Regions from separate parts of the Homo sapiens genome. Here region 2 is linked to region 1. Evidence: read pairs that join two places in POLR2A ChIA-PET (ENCODE). Cell type or tissue: Panc1. All regions are shown on one strand. Links, peaks and the distances in the headings refer to the core of each region. The heading gives the core; the rest is flanking DNA.

Evidence for each region. ChIA-PET counts read pairs that join two places held together with the same protein. Peaks named below come from ENCODE experiments on the same cell type or tissue, not always from the same donor. Only the 100,000 strongest peaks of a DNase experiment are listed, where the experiment ranks them.
Region 2: POLR2A ChIA-PET joins it to region 1 with 12 read pairs; 2 of 35 experiments call an interaction of 5 or more read pairs at or near these places.

Annotation. Positions count from the first base shown.
Region 1 is chr19:13,833,171-13,841,489 of GRCh38, reverse strand. It overlaps MIR23AHG (miR-23a/27a/24-2 cluster host gene), which reads left to right. Exons shown (of 1, transcript NR_036515.2): 1 at 1-6,974. MIR24-2 (microRNA 24-2) reads left to right here and starts at 5,131; the gene lies at 5,131-5,203. MIR27A (microRNA 27a) reads left to right here and starts at 4,973; the gene lies at 4,973-5,050. It overlaps MIR23A (microRNA 23a), which reads left to right and starts at 4,831; the gene lies at 4,831-4,903. RefSeq lists silencers at 1,569-1,798, 7,617-7,806 and enhancers at 2,219-2,318, 2,539-2,758, 2,789-2,898, 7,917-7,966, 8,017-8,066. In Panc1, for the core only: CTCF peaks have their summits at 7,424 and 7,637; no DNase peak of the experiment used is centred there; H3K4me3 peaks cover 5,695 bases; H3K27ac peaks cover 5,759 bases.
Region 2 is chr19:12,820,646-12,828,964 of GRCh38, reverse strand. It overlaps RTBDN (retbindin), which reads left to right. Exons shown (of 6, transcript NM_001270441.2): 3 at 12-96; 4 at 198-308; 5 at 2,094-2,190; 6 at 3,032-3,483. The coding sequence ends at 3,259. It overlaps RTBDN-AS1 (RTBDN antisense RNA 1), which reads right to left and starts at 3,232. Exons shown (of 3, transcript NR_187779.1): 1 at 3,053-3,232; 2 at 2,073-2,180. RefSeq lists a silencer at 281-440, an enhancer at 2,689-3,465 and a cis regulatory region at 3,034-3,834. In Panc1, for the core only: no CTCF peak of the experiment used is centred there; no DNase peak of the experiment used is centred there.

The sequences.
Region 1 (8,319 bases), core at 320-8,319:
CTGGGAGCTCCTTCAAGACCCCAACAGGCAGGCCTTGCCTGTGGATCTAGAGGGGGCCCTAAAATAGGTGCCGGCCTGGCCTGGGGCTGGCACGCGGAGCACATGCGTGACAGGGCGTGTCCAGAGGGTCGGGCCTGTCTGTGCTGGCCTGGCCACTGAGCCTCCGCCGACCCTTGCTCGCTGGAGAAAGACAGCAGAGGCGGATGCTTTAGGAGGGACCCCCGTGTCGTGCCCACCCTCTAACAATGCAAGTGGACGCCAGATGTTCCATGCAGACCGCAGCTGCGGGGCAGGCCCCCATCTATCTGCAATCCCAGGGTAATTAGCCCGGTGGGTACACTGGGGTGACCCGCTCGCCCGATCTAGGTGGTGCTTTGATACCTCTTAAAGCATTTTTTGGAGTTTGCCCTTCACCTTGGAAAGCTGGGTGGGGGATTCTGTCCTCCATGAATAACGGCGCCAGGAACCTTGGGCGATCTTGAGAAAACTCCTTCCTGTAACCTCTGTTTTCCACGTTGGATGTGTTTTAGGCCACAGTCAGGCCTGGCTTTTTTTTTTTTTTTTTTTTAAGACTTATTCCATGACCTTAAGCCCCAGTCTGAATCTCTGAGCCTTAATTATTCTATCTATAAATGGGAAGCATTTGGAAATGGGACGGAGAGAAGTGTACACTTTGCCCCTGGCCGCCTTCTTCCCTCCTGGTGTCCTGGGTGGACACGGAGGTGTGTCTGGGGAAGGTGTGTCCTTTAGGGCCGGTCGCCTGGGAAGGATGTTGAGCGGAGGGCAGTGGGTGTGGGTGAGAATCCCTGGGCAGAGAAGGGCGCCGCCATGCTGGGCACGGCTGAGTCACGCTCCAGCGACGCCTTGCCCCAGGGTGCTGGAGCTGGCGCCACCCTGGGTGTGGTCACTGAGCTGTGGCCCTGGGCAGAGCAGGGCTGGGTGGTCTAGGATGTGGGGCCTCGGTGCCTGGGGAACTGACTTCGAAGATGCCAAGCCCCCTGGCCTCCCGCCTGGCCTAGGTTCTGGGGTCACCCTCCAGGACTGTGGTGGCCCACACCCTGAGAATGCCTTGGAGAGCCTAGAGGCCCTGAGCCTTGGGCCTGGGAATCGGTGCGTTGAGGGAGGTGGATAGGGCGCAGACACCAGTGACTGCATTCAAGGCCAGGGGACCCCCACAGCCAGGCCCTCACTGCAAAATGTACCTATGTGGGGAGAAGGCAGGGGTGGACCTGATGACGGGGTGTACCACTCTACTAAGGGTTCCCAACATGAAGGTGAGGGGGCCCCTGGGAATTCTGTGATTGGTCTGGGAAAGATTAAAGTCTAAGTGGGGGTTAGAGTGTGGACTGGCGGGACGCAATGGGGGCTGGGATGTCACTTTCATGGTTCCCCTATTTATAACAAGTGATTCAGCCCTCACTTACTCACCCCTTCCTGAGCCTCCCCCCACCCCAGCCCTGGGTGGGCAGCGGGGCCCACCCACTTGTCAGTGCCCTGACTTTCCCTACCCAGTGCCACCCTCTGAGGGCTGCCCATCGGGGCGGTTGTTATTGTCGCTGCACTGGGATTGGGGCAGAGGGGCGGGGGGCTCCTGGTCAGGCGGCGCTTGGCCGGGCAGCCCAGGTTGGCGGCTGGCTCGAGGCCCAGCCCACGGAGCTTCTGCTGAGAGTCTGGGCCCATTAGGCAAAGCGTTAGTGACAGGCTGGGAGGGCGGGTGGCGCGGCGGGCAGGGCGGGGCCTGCAGCCCTTGGTATTTTCCGATCCCAGCTGCTCTGTGAGGGTGGAAAGTATTTGGGGACCAGGCTTGGGGGCGGAGGTGGTGGTGGCGCCCCCGGCGGAAGCTGCCCCTGATTCATTCTTGGAGCATGGGGTTGGGGGGGTAGCGGTACACATACATACCCTTGTGTGTCTGGTCCACGCACACGCTGTCTGGAGGGGGTATTCAGGCATACCCACATGCATTGGCTGGCCGGGGTGTCCTGATGCAGCCTGGGGCCTGCTTTGCTCCCCAGCCCAGGGGCCCGCCCTCTCCCTCATGCCTCCAGCTGCTAGGAGCTTGGTTTCCCCCTGGACACCATCTCCCAAGAGCCTGAGAAGTGCACCATGATTGGTAAAGGGGACCCTGTCTCCTGGGCACCTGCATGGCAGCACCCCTTCCACTCAAGACCCAGACCTTTTGTGCCTGCGGGGATGGGGAGTGGCCTTGGCCCCGGCCCTGGGCTCTGTGCAGGGGAAACCCCACAGGAAACGAGCCTGGCCAAATGGCCGCCCTTCCCGTTCTCGTCCCTGGGACACGAATGTGCTGTCTCACTTCCGGAGGCGGCCCAGGGAGGCTGGCCGCCCTGCGGGGCCTCGCCTGCTCCCAGTTGGCGCCTCCAGACCCTAAGGGGACAGGGCTGGGCTGGGGCCTGATGGGAAAGAGTGGCTGGTATGTGTGTATGTGTGTATAGGGAGGGGACAAAACAGGACATCACTCGCCGCCTGTCTCGAAGTGGTGAGCGCCACCACATCGGGCGGACACTGGGGTCCTGGTGTGAGACACCCACGTTTCCGTTATCCTTTGCCTTGGCAAAGACAGCAGCAGCTCTGTCGTGATCATGTTTATCACTCATGGGGTCCTCACCATGACTTATGAAGTCCATACTTATTATCCCTGTTTTGCAGATGGGGAAGCTGAGGCCCAGAGAGGTTGAGTGACTTGCCCAGAGTCACCCAGCTCAGAAGCTGCAGAGCTGGGGCTTTCAAATCTGGGCAGACTTGGGCTCCAAAACTGGAGTCTGCTAGCCAGGTGTTGGGCTCTTATCAAAAGAAGCTCCACTCACTAAAGACTTAGGGCTGGCTTCATGCATTTGTGAAACGGGCAGTCTCACGGCAGCCCTGCTTGGAGGGACCTGGAGGTTAGTTTAATGTTGCACTGCTGGGGTCATGAATTTTTTTTTATTATTATTAATTTTTTTGTCTTGTATTGCCCAGGCTGGTCTCGAACTCCTGGCCCCAAGCGATCTTCCTGTCTTGGCCTCCCGAAGTGCCGGGATTATAGGGATGAGCCACCGCGCTCAGCCTGAAATTATTTTCTTTTTTTAAACTTGTTTTTGTTTATTTTAGAGATAGGGTCTTGCTCTGTCACTTAGGCTGGAGTTCAGTGGCATGGTCATAGATCACGGCAGCCTCAAACTCCTGGGCTCAAGCAGTCCTCCCACCTCAGCCGCCTGAGTAGCTGGGGCTACAGATGTGTACCACCACTCCTGGCTGATTTTTTAGTGAATTTTTTGTGGGCCAGACACTGTGGCTCAGGCCTGTAAGCCCAGCACTTTGGGAGGCTGAGGCAGGCGGATTGCTTGAGCCCAGGAGTTGGAGACCAGTCTGGGCAACATGGCAAAACCCCATCTCTACAAAAATTAGGGCCAGGTGTGGTGGCTCACGCCTGTAATCCCAGCACTTTGGAAAGCCGAGGTGGGCGGATCACCTGAGGTCAGGAGGTCGAGACCAGCCTGGCCAACATGGTGAAACCCCGTCTCTACTAAAAATACAAAACTTAACTGGGCGTGGTGGCGGGCACCTGTAATCCCAGCTACTCGGGAGGCTGAAGCAGGAGAATTGCTTGAACTCTGGAGGTGGAGGTTGCAGTGAACCGAGATCACGCCATTGCACTCCAGCCTGGGCGACAGGGCGAGACTCTGTCTCAAAAAAAAAAAAAAAGAAAAGAAAAAGAAAAAATTAGCCGGGCATGGTGGTGCATAGCTGTAGTCCCAGCTACCCCGGAGGCTAAGGTGGGAGGATCACTTGAACCTGGGAGGCTGAGGCTGCAGTGAGCTGTGATTGCACCCCTGCACTCTAGCCGTGGCGACAGAGTGAGACCCTGTCTCAAAAAAGAAAAAATATTTTTTTTTTTTGTAGAGATGGGGTATTGTCGTATTGCGCAGGCTGGTCTTGAACTCCTGGCCTCAGGTGACTCTCCTGCCTCGGCCTCCCAAAGTGCTGGGATTACAGGCGTGAGCCGCCATGCTTGGCCTGAAATTCTTAGTTTTCGAACTAGAGGACCACGTGTTCATTTTGCACCGGGTCCTGAAAATCCTGTATCTTGCCCTGGTGCTGGGCACTTACTGAGTGACATACATACTCGGTGACATCTCACTGGGCTATGCAAAAGAGGCTCTTGGCTCCATTTTACAGATGGGGAAACTGAAGCTTTGGAGAGTCTTTGGGAAACTGTGGAGCAAGGATTTGAACCTTGGGCTGTTTGGGTGGAGAGGCCTGTATCTTGGAGCTTGGATCCTGTGCTCTGGGGGGCGGGGGGTGCGTGTCTAGAAAGAGAGGGGGGTGCCTTGCTGCCGGCATCCGCCCTGGTGGGTGTGGGCTAAGCCCTGGCCACTGAGGAGACCGGGCCACGGGGGGGGAGGCCCTGGTGGTTTCCTCCTGCCCTCCAGGCTTCTAGGAAGTGGCGCCAGCTGGGGTGAGATCACTTCCTCACCCGCCTGCCTGGCCCCCCTTGGCTTCCTCTCCCCATGGCCCCATTTGGCCTGCCCAGGGCTCAATGAGGGGGGAGCTTGGCCATGCAAGTTGCTGTAGCCTCCTTGTCCCGCATGGGCCCTCTAGGTATCTCTGCCTCTCCAGTCCTGGGGCTGGAACGGAGGGCACAGCTAGGCTCCAGCTCCCCGTGTGGTGGCTCCTGCATATGAGAAAAGAGCTTCCCTGTGATCAAAGGAAGCATCTGGGGACCTGGAGGGGAGGTGTCCCCAAATCTCATTACCTCCTTTGCTCTCTCTCTCTTTCTCCCCTCCAGGTGCCAGCCTCTGGCCCCGCCCGGTGCCCCCCTCACCCCTGTGCCACGGCCGGCTGGGGTTCCTGGGGATGGGATTTGCTTCCTGTCACAAATCACATTGCCAGGGATTTCCAACCGACCCTGAGCTCTGCCACCGAGGATGCTGCCCGGGGACGGGGTGGCAGAGAGGCCCCGAAGCCTGTGCCTGGCCTGAGGAGCAGGGCTTAGCTGCTTGTGAGCAGGGTCCACACCAAGTCGTGTTCACAGTGGCTAAGTTCCGCCCCCCAGGCCCTCACCTCCTCTGGCCTTGCCGCCTGTCCCCTGCTGCCGCCTGTCTGCCTGCCATCCTGCTGCCTGGCCTCCCTGGGCTCTGCCTCCCGTGCCTACTGAGCTGAAACACAGTTGGTTTGTGTACACTGGCTCAGTTCAGCAGGAACAGGGGTCAAGCCCCCTTGGAGCCTGCAGCCCCTGCCTTCCCTGGGTGGGCTGATGCTTGGAGCAGAGATGAGGACTCAGAATCAGACCTGTGTCTGGAGGAGGGATGTGGTGGGTGGGGTTGGCTGGGCCCAAATGTGTGCTGCAGGCCCTGATCCCCAACTCTGCAACTGGGGACCCCTGCATGGCCACAGCTCAGGCTGGGCTGTGGTGCCAGCATAGATAGGTGGGTGAGTGGGTGGCCCTTCCATTAAAAGGGAAGCCAGCTGTGTCCTTTCCGGGCCTGGAGGCTTGGCCCCTCCTCTCCCAAGCCTGGCAGGGGCACTGGCCCGGCCCGCACCTTCCTAGCAGCCAGTTACCCAAGAGGAAGCTGCCTTGGGCCTCCAGACCGTTAAATGCCAACTCCTGGCTTCCGGTATCAGGCTGGGTTGACCTGACCTGGCCCCTTCTTGCTGGGCCCTGCAGCTTTCTAACTTGCCGGGAGGAGCAGTGACACCCGCCCCACATGTGGGGCATGGAACAAGTTCCTTGTGGACCCAGAAGGGACACAAGCAGGTGTGCTTAGTCCTGAGGCGCTGGGAATAGCTGATCCTCCCTGCCTTGAGGGGGTTCTCAGGGCAGGGAAGAGTTAGGACTCTGTTTTTTTTTTTTTGTTTTTTTTTTTTTGAGATGGAGTCTCGCACTGTCACCCGGGCTGGAGTGCAATGGCTCGATCTCGGCTCACTGCAACCTCCACCTCCCCAGTTCACACGATTCTCCTGCCTCAGCCTCCCAAGTAGCTGGGATTACAGGTGCACACCACCGCACCTGGCTAATTTTTGTATTTTTAGTAGAGACCGAGTTTCGCCATGTTGGCCAGGCTGGTCTCGAACTCTTGACCTCAGGTGATCTGCCCGCCTCAGCCACCCAAAGTGTTGGGATTACAGGCATGAGCCACTGCGCCCGGCCAATTTTTTTTTATGTTTTGTAGAGACGGGGTTTCGCCATGTTACCCAGACTGGTCTTGAACTCCTGACCTCAAGCAATCTGCTCGTCTTAGCCTCCCAAAGTGCTGGGATTACAGCTGTGAGCCACCGTGCCTGGCCTTTTATTGTTTGTTTTTGAGACGGAGTCTCACTCTGTTGCCCAGGCTGAAGTGCAGTGGTGTGATCTTGGCTCACTGCAACCTCTGCCTCCTGGGTTCAAGCGATTCTCCTGCCTCAGCCTCCTGAGTAGCTGGGCTTACAGGCACCCACCACCATGCCCGGCTAATCTTTGTATTTTTAGTAGAGACGGGGTTTCACCATCTTGGCCAGGCTGGTGTGATCATGGCTCATTGCAACCTTGAATTCCTGGGCACAAGTGATCCTCCTGCCTTAGCCTCCCCAGTAGAGCTGGGACTACAGGTATGCGCCACCACACCTGGCTAATTTTTTTAATTTTAATTTTTGTAGAGATGGGGGGGCAGGTCTCACTATGTTGCCCAGGCTGTTCTCGAACTCCTGGCCACAAGCCATCCTCCCACCTTAGTCTCCCAATGCGCCGGAATTACAGGTGGCTCAGGTGTGAGCCACCGTGCCTGGCTTTTCTCCACTATCTTGAAATCAGATGGGAGGAGGCTTTTTTCTGGGTGGGACTGAGGAGGCACACTGAAGTCCCCCAGGTCATCGGGGCTGGGCCATTGCCTTTTTCCCCACCCTGGGTAGTCGTGGACAGAAGCTTGGGATGGGATGGAGAGGAGAGATCGTGCTGTGTGTCATGTCTGTTGTTCAAGTAAATAAAAGTTGCCCTGACTTCATTCCTGAAGGTCTGGTCTGTGATTCACTCCTGCCTCCCATCGCTGGAGTTTCAGCTTTTGATTGGCCTGAATTTACCATCCTGGCACTCCGGGCTCCTGCCTGCCCATCCCTGCCCCACCTGCTCTGTGCAGCAGGGTATCCTGTGCTTGGAAAGGTGACCTTGGGGGTGTCCTGGATCGTGGGGTGACCATGAGGGAAACCCTAGAGTGGAAAGATTTTCACATCGCTGATCAAGGGAGGATGGAAGCTGATCTGAAGTGGTGGTGGTGGGGTGACCCTGAGGGAAACGCTGAGCCTGAGGGGTGACATGTGGCGATAACCAGGATCTGAGGGTCTTGAGCTAGTGACATTTGGGGGCAACTTGGACCTACGGGATTACTCAGGCCTCAGGGGAAGATTTGGGGTGCCTGGTATCTGAGAATGCTGGAGGGGAACTTGGGTTTGAGGGATGTGACATGAAGGAAACCCCAGTTCTTAAGGGGGGACATTTGGATGTGGCTGGGACCTGCGTGACGCCCCAGGAACATGGGAACATTCGTGGGTGACACCTGAGGGGCACAGTAAAGGGTCCCCCAGGTCCGAAGGCGGCAGGGACCACAAGGGGTGCACTCCGGGCTCTCCACCCACCTCCACCGTCCCAGACCTCGAGGCGGCGCCACGGAGCGCGCGGGGCAGTCCCGGGTCCGCCCGCACATACCTGCTGGAATACGCGCGGCGGGGCAGGAGGTGGGGCCGTCTCCGATTGGCCCACTCGAGCGGAGGGGCGGTGCGAAAAGCCAATCCCCATGCACAGCGCCGCCAAAGTCCCGCCCCCGACTGCGGGCCCCGCCCTCTAGCGACGGGCCCTGCCGCTCCGGGAAGCCTCTGTCCTCTCCTGCCCCGGCTCTGGCAGTGACCCAGACACAGCATCTCCATTCATCCAAAAGGCAGGAAGGCCCCGAGGAAACTGCTTCTCGGGGAGCCAGGGACGTTTAGACAACCACGGGCTTTCTCGCCGTCCTTTGGATCCCATCCCTCACTCTATTTGACGACTGGGAGCCTCTTCAGTGGCGCAAGATCCCAGACACGCCCTGGCCACGTCCCCTGGCGAGTGTCCACGCACAGACCACCCCCACTCCGTTTTTCTTCTCTTGGCCAGAGCCCCGCCCACCGAGGTCGAGTCTAAACCCGGGGTTCCCGCTTTTGATCGGGGTGTCTTCCCCATCCAGCTGCACCAACACCTGCCACAGCCTCCCATGCTCAGCAATTTGGAGACAAGGACCCCCAACATTGGTGTCTGGAGCCAGGGCGCCCCCCACCCCCATCTTGGCCCTTCCTAGGGGCTCAAGGACCCTGCAGTCAGGG
Region 2 (8,319 bases), core at 105-8,104, 1.0 Mb after region 1:
CCCTTTGCCAGGACCTTGTTGTCCCTCAGAGATGGACACAACAGAGACATCGGGCCCTGGAAACCATCCAGAACGCTGTGGAGTGCCGAGCCCTGAGTGAGTACAGCACCCTCCACCGTTTTCTCGCGTACTTTGCCCATTGCCCAGGAACTCCCTCGGGTCCTGACCCATCCGACCCTATCTCTCCCAACGTCCAGATGCGAATCCTTCCTGGAACACCTCCAACGTGCCCTTCGCAGTCGCTTCCGCCTGCGGCTATTGGGGGTACGCCAGGCACAGCCGCTCTGCGAGGAGCTCTGCCAGGCCTGGTAGGAGACGCGGGGGCAAGGGGCGTGGGTTGTGACTTGGGCGGGGAAGAGGGCGGAGCCTGCAGTTTGCTTGGCCTTCTGTGTAAAGGGGAGTGGCCTCCAACAGGGCCAAGGTTTAAGAGATGCAGCTTAATGTTTAGAGCCCAGGTAGATAGGGGCGAGGCATGAGAAGCCCCCAGCTTTTAAGATACCTGCCATATGGCAATGTGGCTTTTCATAGCCCTGCGATTTCTTTTCTTTTCTTTCTTTCTTTTTTTTTTTGAGATGGAGTCTCACTGTGTCACCTAGGCTGGAGTGCAGTGGTGCAATCTCGGCTCACTGCAACCTCCACTTCCCGGGTTCAAGCGATTCTCCTGCCTCACCCTCCTGAGTAGCTGTGGTTACAGGCGCACACCACCATGCCCGGCTAATTTTTGTATTTTTAGTAGAGACGAGGTTTCACTATGTTGGTCAGGCTGGTCTCAGACTCCTGACCTCGTGATCCGCCCGCCTCGGCCTCCCAAAGTGCTGGGATTACAGGCGTGAGCCACCGTGCCCGGCCTTTTTTTCTTTTTTTTTTTTTTGAGATGGAGTTTTGCTCTTGTCGCCCAGGCTGGAGTGCAGTGACACGATCTCAGCTCACTGCAACCTCAGCCTCCTGGGTTCAAGTGATTCTCCCGCCTCAGCATCCCTAGTAGCTGAGATTACATGCTTCCGCCACCACGCCCGGCTAAATTTTGTATTTTTAGTAGAGACGGTGTTTCACCGTGTTGGCCAAGCTGGTCTCAAACTCCTGACCTAGGTGGTCCGCCTGCCTTGGCCTCTCGAAGTGCTGGGATTACAGGGGTGAGCCACCATGCCCAGCCAGGCCCTGAGATTTCTTAAGGAGTGAGTCCTCTTGATTGAAAAGATAAGGTAAAAGGGTGGGTGCCTGTAATCTCAGTCGTTTGAGAGGTCAAGGCAGGAGGATTGGTTGAGGCCAGGAGTTCAAGATCAGCCTGGGGAACATGGCAAGACCCAGTCTCAACAAAAAATTTAAAAATTAATTAGACATGGGCCGGACGTAGTGGCTCATGCTTGTAATCCCAGCACTTTGGGAGGCCAAGGTGGGCAGATCCCCTGAGGTCAGGAGTTTGAGACAAGCTTGGCCAACGTGGTGAAACACCGTCTCTACTAAAAACACAAAAATGAGCCAGGCGTGGTGGTGGGCGCCTGTAATCCCAGCTACTCGGGAGGCTGAGGCAGGAGAATTGTTTGAACCTGGGAGGCAGAGGTTGCAGGAAGCAGAGATTGGGCCACTGCACTCCAGCCTGGGTAACAGAGCAGGACTCCATCTCAAAAAAAAAAAAAAAAAAAATTAATCGGACATGATGGTGCGCACCTATAGTCCCAGGTACTTGAGACACTGAGGTGGAAGGATTGCTCCAGCTTGGGAGGTCAAAGCTGCCATAAGCCATGCTTACGCCACTGCACTCCAGCTTGAGTCACAGAGCAAGACCCTGACTCAAAAATAAATAAAAGGAAAACGAAAGAGTGGGAAAATATGAGGGACTGGCCTGTAACTAATGGTCTGAGGTCTGTAGGGACAAGGCCAGTTGTGACGTGGCCCAGAGTATGGAAAGATCTGATAGAATATGGGGCAGGGTGAAATCTGGAGAGATGGGGTTAGTTAGCAGGGGAGTGGTTCTAAAAGGCGGGGCCTGGATCCGAGGTGGGGGCATATAGTGAACACAGTCTAGAAGAGCCAGAATCGCGCTGGAATGTAACTACAAAGGCTTTACCCACCTCTCCACTCGCCATCTCCAGGTTCGCCAACTGCGAAGATGATATCACCTGCGGCCCGACTTGGCTCCCACTCTCAGAAAAAAGGGGCTGTGAGCCCAGCTGCCTTACCTATGGACAGGTGAGCGTGGGGCAGAAGGTGAAGGGAAGAGACTGAGATCCTCCCCACCAAGTTATTTATTTATTTATTTATTTATTTCTGAGACGGAGTTTCATTCTTGTCACCCAGGCTGGAGTGCAGTGGCGCGATCTCAGCTCGATGCAACCTCCGCCTCCGGGGTTCAAGTGATTCTCCTGCCGCAACCTCCCGAATAGCTGGGATTTCAGGCGCATGCCACCATGCCCAGCTAATTTTTGTATTTTTAGTAGAGTCAGCGTTTCACCATGTTGGCCAGGCTGGTTTCGAACTCCTGACCTCAGGTGATCCGCCCACCTCGGCCTCCCAAAGTGTTGGGATTACAGGTGTGAGCCACCGCCCCCGGCCCCCACCAAGTTCTTTCTTACCGTGTCTAGACCCCAGAGACCGGATTGGTACTCCCCAGGTCCCTGCTCCCACCCTTCCCTAGCCCAACCTCCTACTGGGTTGTGCCCTTTGACCCCAAAAGCTCTCGAAGTCCAGATTTGCCCTTCCCAAGAAACCATTCCTGCTCTGGGTCCATCCACATTTTACCCTGGAGGACCCAGAAGCCCAGTCACTCTCTACAAAACCCCAGCCTTGATACAGACCTCTCTGCGCGCCCCCCAACTGCCCCAACCCTGATTCATCCCGCTAGGGCCCAGTAAGAACATTCACCCTCCCCAAGGACCTGCCCCCACTCACGTTCCGCACATAGACTCCCAGGCCGCACGCTCCGGCTCTGACCCCAATCCCTAAGGAATTTACACATTTTTCCCTTCCCGAGGCCACGCCCCCCACGTCTCTGGACTCCGCCCACTAGGGCCTTAACTCCACTTTTTCCTAGACCTTCGCAGACGGGACGGACCTTTGTCGCTCGGCTCTGGGCCACGCCCTACCGGTGGCTGCTCCTGGAGCCCGTCACTGCTTCAACATCTCCATCTCCGCGGTACCTCGTCCCAGACCAGGACGACGGGGCCGGGAAGCTCCCTCCCGGCGTTCCCGCAGCCCTCGCACCTCCATCCTGGACGCTGCGGGCAGCGGGAGTGGCAGTGGAAGCGGCAGCGGCCCCTAGCGGACGCGTGGCCCTGAGTTGGGGGAGCGACCCTTCCCCCAGCCCCGCCCCTCAGGACACCCAGAACCCCACCCCTCGTCCTCTCGGCCTTCTGTAATAGTTTTGAGATGTCTGTCCCTCCTCCCTGGAGCTCCAGAGACCCACCCCTCTCCAGGTTATCCCAGAAATGACCCAACTCTCTCACTTTTCCCTCTCCCCTTTGAATAAAGTCGCCAGCTAGAGCACGTGACGAGTGTGGCTGCTTCTTGGGGAAATAAGTCGGAAGGAGAATTGCCAGAAAGTAACGGATGTCTCACGTCTAATCCTCAGACCCTAGAAGTAGTGACTGACTCATACTAGAGTGTAAATGATAGATAGCCTGTGCCCTAGAGCAGTCAACATAACTGGGAATACCCAGTTGTTGGAAATGGAGAGGGGGTCAGAACAGGGGCTGACAAGGGCAGGAGGGGTTCCTTCCCACTGTGTGCCACCAGGGCTGCCAAGAAGCTGCCTAACTTGTATAGGCCTCAAGACACACTTCAAGGCCAGGTGCAGAGGCTCATGCCTGTAATCCCAGCAATTTGAGAGGCTGAGGTGGTTGGATTGCTTGAGCCCAGGAGTTCAAGACCAGGCTTCGCAATACGGTGAGAACCTGTCTCCACAAAAAAAAAAAGAGAGAGAGAGAAAGGAAGAAAAAAGAAAAAGAAAAAGAATATTTTTAATTGGCCCAGTGTAGTGACCCGTGCCTGTATTCCTACCTGCTCAGCAGGCTGAGGCAGGAGGATCGCTTGAGCTCAGTTCAGGGCTGCAGTGAGCCACGATCACACCACTGTACTCTAGTCTGGGTGACACAGTGAGAGCCTCTCTCTCAAAAAAAATAATAATAATAAGACATGCAGACACAGAATACCAAGCTGGCCCTGGTAGTATGTGCTGTACTCCCAACTACTTGAGAGGCTGAGGTAAGAAGATCACTCGATCCCAGAACATTGAGGCTACAGTAAGCTATAATCCTGCCACTACACTCCAGCCTGGGCAAAAGCCAGATCCCAGCTTTTTATTTATTTATTTATTTTGAGACTGAGTTTCGTTCTTGTTGCCCAGGTTGGAGTGCAATAGCAGGATCTCAGCTCACTGCAACCTCCTCCTCCCGGGTTCCAGTGATTCTCCTGCCTCAGCCTCCCTAGTAGCTGGGATTACAGGCACCTGCCACCAAGCCCAGCTAATTTTTTGTATTTTTAGTAGAGATAGGGTTTCACCATGTTGGCCAGGCTGGTCTCAAACTCTTCACTTCAGGGGATCCACCCACCTTGGCCTCCCAAAGTACTAAGATTACATGTGTGAGCCACCACGCCTGGCGTTTTTTTTGTTTGTTTGTTTGTTTTTTTGAGACAGAGTCTAGCTTTGTCTCCCAGGCTGAATTGTAGTGGTGCAATCTTGGCTTACTGCAACCTCAGCCTCCTGGGTTCAAGTGCTTCTCGTGCCTCAGCCTCCAGAGTAGCTGGGATTGCAGGCACACACCACCACATCTGGATAATTTTTGTATTTTTAGTAGAGATGGGGTTTCACCATGTTGGCGAAACCTCAGGTGATCCACCTGCCTCGGCCTCCCAAAGTGCTGGGATTACAGACACAAGTCACCATTCCTGCCCAAGACCCCATATTATACATGTACAGACTACAGAATTTGGTGGGAATGACCCCGTGTAGCGTCCACCTGTGTTCACAACCCAGCTCTACCACTTACTTATGCTGTAACTTCGGTTTCACACGTTGCCCAGATTGAGCCTCAGTTTCTTCATCTTTAAAATGGGAATGTGGGCCAGGCACGGTGTCTCATGCCTGTAATCCCAGCACTTTGGGAGGCCGAGGCAGGTGGTTCATTCACTTGAGGCCAGGAGTTCGAGACCAGCCTGGCCAACATGGCGAAACTCCGTCTCTACCAAAAGTACAAAAATTAGCCAGGCAGCCGGGTGCGATGGCTCATGCCTGTAATCCCAGCACTTTGGGAGGCCAAGGCGGGCAGATCACGAGATCAAGAGTTCAAGACCAGCATGACCAACATGGAGAAACCCCATCTCTACTAAAAAATACAAAAATTAGCCAGGCATGGTGGGGCGCACCTGTAATCCCAGCTACTCAGGAGGCTGAGGCAGAAGAATCGCTTGAACCTGGGAGGTGGAGGTTGCAGTGAGCAGAGAACGTGCCATTGCATTCCAGCCTGGGTGACAGAGCAAGGATCTGTCTCAAAAAAAAAAAAAAAAAAATTAGCCAGCTGTGGTGGCACATGCCTATAATCCCAGTTTCTTGGGAGGCTGCGGTAGGATAATCACTCGAACCCAGGAGGTGGAGGTTGTGGTGACCTGAGACAGTACCACTGCACTCCAGCCTGGGTAACAGGGTGAGACCTTGTCTCAAAAAGAAAAATTACAATAAAATAAATAAAATAAAACGGAAATGCATTCCTTTCACAGGATTGAGAAAGGAGAATTCAGTGAGTTAGTGCAAGTTTTTCTGCTTATCTAACACTGCATACCAAACAATTCCAATATAGTGATGAAAAAAAGGTCACTAGGCTGGGCGTGGTGGCTCATGCCTGTAAGCCCAGCACTTTGGGAGTCCAAGGCGGGCGGATCGCAAGGCCAGGATATCGAGACCATCCTGGCTGACATGGTGAAACCCCGTCTCTACTAAAAATACAAAAAATTAGTCGGGCATTGTGGCAGGCACCCGTAGTCCCAGCTACTTGGGAGGCTGAGGCAGGAGAATGGCATGAACCTGGGAGGCAGAGGTTTTAGTCAGCTGAGATCACACTACTGCACTCCAGCCTGGGCGACAAAGCAAGACTCCATCTCAGAAAAAAAAGTCATTATCGGCTGAGTGCAGTGGCTCATGCCTGTAAGCCCAGCACGTTGGGAGGCCGAGGCGGGCAGATCACCTGAGGTCAGGGGTTCAAGACCAGCCTGGCCAACATGGTGAAACCCTGTCTCTACTAAAAATAAAAAATTAGCTGGGCATGGTGGTGCGTGCCTGTAATCCCAGCTACTCAGGAGGCTGAGGCTGGAGAATCACTTGAACCCATAAGGCAGAGGTTGCAGTGAGCCGAGATCATGCCACTGCGCCCCAACCTGGGTAACAGAGCCAGACTCCGTCTCAAAAAACAAAACAAAAAAAAAGAAACAACAACCAGCACTTTAGGAGGCCGAGGCAGGTGGATCACGAGGTCAGGAGTTCGAGACCAGCCTAACCAACATGGTGAAACTCCATCTATACTAAAAATACAGAAAATTAGCCGGGTGTGGTGGCGCATGCCTGTAATCCCAGCTACTCAGGAGGCTGAGGCAGGATAATTGCTTGAACCCAGGAAGCAGAGGTTTCAGTGAGCCGAGATCACGCCATTACACTCCAGCCTGGGTGACAGAGCGAGACTCCATCTCAAAAAAAAAAAAAAAAGTTACTATCTTTCATGGTTCTGGGGTTTGACTTGGTTCAGCTTGGCAGTTCTTCCTGAAGATCTGTCATATACTTGCAGACACAGTGGCTGGGGCTGGAATCACGTTGAAGGCTTCCTTGCTCACATATCTGGTAGTTGGTGTTGGCTGTTGCCTTGAACTTCTGCTGGGGCTGTTGGCCAGAATATCTGCACATGGCCTCTCTGTGGCTTGGGCTTCCTCTCAACATGGCAGCTACGGTCTAAGGGAAATATCCCAAGAGAGCAAGCCAGGTGGGATCTGTTTCAGTTCTGATGACTTAACCTTGGAACTCACACAGTGTGACATCTCTCACTTTTTATTCACTACAGTGAGTCACTGAAGCCAGCTCATATTCAAGGAGAGGCATCATAGACTCCACCTCCAATGGGGGGGATGTCAAATAAAATGCTTAGAAAGTGTGGCACACAATTATCACTCAATGAATGTAGACCGTCTATTATGATTGCTTCTGGTGGATGATGTTACATACTGGGTTACTGATGTTATAGACTGTGTTATTGTGACAAGGAGGAGGAACAAGCATTCAAGGAAGTAAAGCAAGTCTTTAAAGGATCTCCAGTCAGATAATCAAGCCATGGAGGACATTCCAAGTGAAAGGCCTGGAGATTTCATATTCTGGGAACTCTGAGCTGACCAGGAAGCCTGGGATAGACCATGGGAGATGGGATCTGGTCCTGGAAGACACTGGATGCCAGGCAGAGACACTTGAACCTGAGGATAGAGTGTGATGTACCAGGAGCTGTGGCTCACACCTGTAATTCTAGCACTTTAGGAGGCCGAGGCAGATGAATTCTTTGAGGTCAGGAGTTCCAGACCAGCCTGGGCAACAGGGCAAAACCCCATCTCTACTAAAAATTAAAAAAATTAGCTGGGCATGGTGGCACACACCTGTAGTCCCAGCTACTTGGGAGGCTGAAGGTGGGAGGATTACTTGAGCCAGGAGGTGGAGGTTGCAGTGAGCCATCATCTGCCCTCCAGCTGAGGCAACAGATGGAGACCGTGTCTCAGAAAAAAAAAAAAAAGAGAGAGACAGGAGGGTGTGATGCAAGGTTTGGCAGTTCGGGCTACAGTCTCAGCTACTTGGGAGGCTGAGGTGACTGTATTGCTTGAGGCCAGGAGATTGGGAATAGCATGGGCACCATAGCCAGACCTCATCTCCAAAATAAAAAAAAAAAAAAAAGTTAGGCTGGACAAAATTAGGTAGGACAGCTCACGCCTGAAATCCCAGCACTTTGGAAGGCTGAAGCAGGAGAACTGCTTGAAGCCAGGAGTTCAAAATCAGCCTGGGCAACATAGTAAGACCTCATCTCTACCAAAAAAAACAAAAACCAAAAAAAATTAGCGAGGTGCAATGGTTTGTGCCTGTAGTCCCACATACTCAGGACCTCATTTAGAAAAGGAAACATGTGAAAGCCATAGGTTTTTTGTTTTTGTTTTTTGAGACGGAGTCTCGCTCTTGTCACCCAGGCTGGAGTGCAGTGTGGCACGATCTCGGCTTACTGCAACCTCTGCCTCCCAGGTTCAAGCTATTCTCCTGCCTCAGCCTCCTTACTAGCTGGGATTACAGGTGCCTGCCACTATGCCTGA